Linked DNA regions of Mus musculus: region 1 is linked to region 2. A link is a loop called in an ENCODE intact Hi-C map of the cell type or tissue named here. Cell type or tissue: gastrocnemius. All regions are shown on one strand. Region 1 overlaps Cops4 (COP9 signalosome subunit 4). Region 2 overlaps Sec31a (Sec31 homolog A (S. cerevisiae)).

The links. A loop is a pair of places that touch in the nucleus more often than their neighbours do. Peaks named below come from ENCODE experiments on the same cell type or tissue, not always from the same donor. Only the 100,000 strongest peaks of a DNase experiment are listed, where the experiment ranks them.
Region 1: it touches region 2 in a loop (5-fold over the local background); 7 of 42 quality-filtered maps call a loop at or near these places.

Annotation. Positions count from the first base shown.
Region 1 is chr5:100,535,868-100,538,367 of GRCm38, reverse strand. It overlaps Cops4 (COP9 signalosome subunit 4), which reads right to left. Exons shown (of 10, transcript NM_012001.2): 7 at 900-1,070. Among named protein-coding and RNA genes, the nearest start is that of Cops4, 19 kb to the right of the region's middle. In gastrocnemius, a CTCF peak has its summit at 1,470 (motif pointing right); no DNase peak of the experiment used is centred here; H3K27ac peaks cover 2,094 bases.
Region 2 is chr5:100,372,981-100,375,480 of GRCm38, reverse strand. Sec31a (Sec31 homolog A (S. cerevisiae)) reads left to right here. Exons shown (of 28, transcript NM_026969.1): 21 at 150-273; 22 at 1,766-2,101. Among named protein-coding and RNA genes, the nearest start is that of Sec31a, 42 kb to the left of the region's middle. In gastrocnemius, a CTCF peak has its summit at 1,416 (motif pointing left); a DNase peak (open chromatin) is centred at 1,407.

The sequences.
Region 1 (2,500 bases), 160 kb before region 2:
TCACAGCTCACAGCTCACAGCACACAGCACACAGCACACAGCACACAGCACACAGCACTGGCTGATGTCTTCTGGCCTTGCAGGACACCTCCACACACTCAGCACATATTCACACTGACACACACTTATGCACATAAATAAAAATCCTTAAAGTTAAGACCTTTCAGCCAGCCCAGTACAAATGAGTCCTCACAACTAATTGCTCTCTGGTACAGAGTGACAGTGACCTGGGCAGCAAGCCTAGTTGGCTTGCATGCTGATGCTGCTCCATGCATGGTTCAGTGTGTCCACACCTCTATGTTTAGTATCATGGTCATGTTAGCAAGGGACTTTAAAACATCTTAGACAAAAATACATAAAATAGTCACTATTATGAATTAGAAAATATTAAAAGGACATTTTCCTGGCAAAGACATTCTGATTTAAGCAATCACATCATTTAACCAAAAAATATGAAAGGAAACCTATTCCTATTTGGACCATTTTACCCCAAGGGTCCTTGGGCAAGCTACTGAGCTAAATTTTACTCTTAATTAGGGATGAATAATTATGCTCTAATATAATCTGTTATTTAGTTTTATTTACCAATGGCTTAAGCTTTTTAAAATTCAGGTGTCATAGGTACAAGCTATAATTTTTCAGTTTTCACAAGTTTCAAAAAACAAATAAGATTTTTTTTTAAAAAAAGAAGAAAAAAATGCTGTATTTCATAAACTGCTTTCCAATAGGGATTATTTCAGATTATACCACAAACCTATGTCAGTGTTTAATACTCATTATTGGTCAATAGTCCTCTTTTTATTAATCAGAAGTATTACTTGAAAATACTAATGTAACATATTTTCTACTAATCTATACCTAGATACCCCTGTCACACACACGTCAGACATGATCATTACCATCAGCTGTCGTTGCTTTTTGGTGTGGCATCAGCATAGCAGCAAATTCTTGAAGCTGGTTCCCTCTGATGATTCTGTCTAGGTACATCTTCTCTAGGATCCCATATGCAGCTAGTTGCTGGCACCTTTCATCCTTAAAAAGAGTAGCCAGCATCCGAGAGCGCTGCTGTCCTAGGGAAACACAGAGGGTCAAATGTTCTAAGTGTTTCTTCAGTGACAAAAAGAATCACATTCTATGATCCCATTTTTGCTTACTAAAATACATACAATCCCCATTAATACATTTATTTAGTATGTTCTAGAAAGTTATTGATTGTACCACAGTTAATGCTGAGCTGCTACTTCTATTGGAGATACAGAACTAGGTTCTTCTAAGCCCCTAGTCCATTTTTTGTCAACTTTAATCAAACTGCAACTTTGTTTCACGTGCTTCTGTTTACACCCTTACTTAACATATAGGGTTAATTCATTAGCTTTGAACTCATAGCTAACACTGCAATGCTGTCAAATTAGAGCTTACAGGATACTATTTTGTCACACAAAACCTCCACATCAGACTGTCTATACTTATGAACACTAGAGGGCACAGTGGTGCAGGCCTGTAATTTGAGGTCAGTGAGAGTCAGCCAAGACTATATATACACTTTGTCTACCCCTAGTTCCCACTAGCACCCACACCTAAACACATGCGTGCACACACACACAGAGCACTAGACAGCATCTAGCAGTCCATCAGGGAACCATTTTAACATCAAACTCATCAAAAAGGGCATAAAACTATGGGGAGGAGCCCCTGCGAAGCCCACAAAAGCCCGCTTGCTTACAGGTTGAAAGCTGGGCTGTAGAGAGGCAGGGCACTCTGAGCCCACTCTCACCTGGAGACAGAGATTGGGTAACTCATTTTGCTACTTAGTCTGCACATATCTGGAAATGATGAAAAACCTGAGAGTTTGGGTTAGTTCAAAATAAATTTTAATCACTAGATATGTTCACTAACAAAAAATCTGTAGATACATGAGAATAACTGAATGTTCACATAATGGACCAGGGTAGAGGTCAAAATGGTCCAGGAGGTTGTAAGCCTAGGTGATTTCTATTTTCTTCTTGTATATATAATAGTACATTATTTAGTTAATAAAAAATATATATGCCCAGCATGGAATACACTTCTGTGATCCCAGAACCAGGAAGGCTGAAGCATGACTTCCACCAGTCTGAACTACACAGCAAGCTGTAGGCCAGTCAAACTGAACAGAAAGACTGTGTCTCAGAAACAGAACAAAACCAGTATTTCTCTGCTAAGAAACAATACTGACTCAATGTATACATTTAGAGCCTTTAAACACCTGGTGACTAATACCGAGTGAGTGGAAACAATGCTGTCAGCAACCGCTGTCTTCTGTCACCAGGACACCTACACCTAGTAGCCGTGGGAACATCCAGGGTCTAAATCCTGGTATTTGTCCCGGCTAGTTTTATGCCAACAGATACAGCTGGAGTCATTTAGAAAAAGGGAACCTCAACTGAGAAAATGTCTTTACTAGACTGTCCTGCGAGCGAGCCTGTGGGGGCATTTTCCTTGACAGTAACGACTGTAGGAG
Region 2 (2,500 bases):
TCTGAGCAAGATAGTATAGGCAAAATGCAGCTTTCTCATATAATAGCTTAAAAAAATAAACACCAATTCCATTTCAGAGACTGCAAGGCTATTTGGTGAGACTTGATCCCAAATATAATTTTCCTTTTTACTCTGTTCTCATTTTCCAGGGAGAAAATCCCCCACCTCCAGGTTTCATAATGCAGGGCAATGTCATTCCAAACCCTGCTGCCCCGCTGCCCACGGCTCCAGGCCACATGCCCAGCCAGCTGCCACCTTACCCACAGCCGCAGCGTAAGTAACCAGGGTGCCTGCCTCCCCTCATTGCCTAGCCGCCACAAAACCATGCTCAGTCAGTTTTGACAGATAAAATCAGGGGGCTAGGGTGTCACTCAGTGCCAGGGGGCTCCCTTAGAGTGTTCAGTTTCTAGCACCCACAGAGAGTGGGGAGGTGGGGAATAGACACAAGAGAGACACACACTGACATGCTCACCCACACACAAGATACAGGGCACCCACATGCTCACCCACACACAGAGTACAGGGCACCCACACATTCACCCACACAGAAGATACAGGGCACCCACACACACCCATGCTCACCCACACACAAGATACAGGGCACCCACATGCTCACCCACACACAGCGTACAGGGCACCCACACATTCACCCACACAGAAGATACAGGGCACCCACACACTCACCCATGCTCACCCACACGAAAGTACAGGGCACCTACACACAACCCCACAGAAGATACAGAGTACCCACACACTCACCCCTGCACACACACAAAGTACAGGGCACCTACACACACCCACACAGACTCTTTGCATCCTGATGCATGGTAGTGTATGCTTTGCAGCAACGAACAAATGATGCTGTCTTGTGCCACGCCCAGACTTTATGTGTGTGCACTCTTAGATTTGTATATTCTGTGGACTTTGACAAAGGGAGCAGTTACACTTGAAAAAAGAAGTGCAATTAGGAGTGGGGATGCAGGCAGGCCGTCAGTCCCATCCATGGTGGGTAGAGGCAGACTAACTGTTTCACATCTACAAAGAACCTAAGTAAAATGGGGGAATTATAAGGTTAAATAACTATTAAAAATTTAGAACCAAGGGTCTAAACAACTATTAAAAAAAGCCAAGACCCCCTAACCACTGATCCAGATGAGGGCTTCTGAGCTGCAGGGATTCTTCACGTAAATCTACATTTCATGCAGTGCTGTGCTGTTTCTGGGTAGCAGATGCCCCGGGTGTACACTGCAGGGCCTCTTCCTGCCTCTCTCCCTGCCCTGCCTATGCAGTGTTAGCCTCTGTCAGGAGGGTTGAGTGAGGGTGGAGGCTGAAGTCAAGCTACCAACAAACTATAGGGTTTTCCAGAAAAGTACTGGCCTTGTGTCCACAAGTCCTCATGGCTCCATCTGGTGGCTCATAGCTGTCTCTGCAGTCTTCCCAGGAACAGGCGCTCTCAGAGAAGGGCCAGTCCTGTCGGCTCTTAGACCTGATGGCCCATGTTTCTCAGAGGAAGCGTGCTAAGGCTTTGTCTTATTACTGTTTTTTCTTTATTTTTGAGATGCTGCAGGTGGAACCCAGGTTTCCCATGCTAGGCAAGTGCTCTGTCACTGAGCTACACCCCTATCAGGAGTGCTAGCTTTGGTCTTACTGTTATAAGATTAATGATTAAAACCATCTTCCTATGATACCGTTACTTGTTCTTCCTACTTCCGTGTGAGTAAGTATGTAACTAACGAAGGATTTCTGTTTCTTCCCCTTGATGTAGCTTACCAGCCAGCCCAGCAGTATTCCTTCGGAACAGGGGGGGCAGCAGCTTATCGACCTCAACAGCCTGTTGCTCCTCCTGCTTCTAACGCTTACCCTAACACCCCGTACATATCTCCTGTGGCTTCCTATTCTGGGCAGCCTCAGATGTACACAGCCCAGCAAGCCTCCTCACCTACCTCCAGCTCTGCTGCTTCTTTCCCCCCTCCCTCCTCTGGAGCATCCTTCCAGCATGGCGGACCAGGAGCTCCACCATCATCTTCAGCTTATGCACTGCCTCCTGGAACAACAGGTACACCGCCTGCTGCCAGTGAGCTGCCTGCGTCCCAAAGAACAGGTCTGCGCTTGGAAGGGGTCTGCTTGGGCCTCCTGTTTCATGAGCAGAGGGGTGGCTGGAGGGGTGGTATTTCCAAGTGTTTGTGAACTGAATAACATGGGGTATTGGTTGAATTTTTAATAACAAATTCTAAAACTTTGCATGAGTGTGAGACCCCCTATAATGAATGTCAGCTACTAAATGAAGAGAACAGACTAGCGCTTTCAAACACTAAGACTGTATAACCCACTGCTGCATGTACTTTAAAAGGTAGAAAATTAGTTGGCAAGATGAATGACAGTTGAAATCGGATTTAGTGGGTACTGTTATGTGAAATACAGAACTTTAGAGGGCATAGCATCCTGGGAATTGAACGTAGGCCTCAAGTGTTAGCGAAATGCTGAGCTGTATCTCCAACCA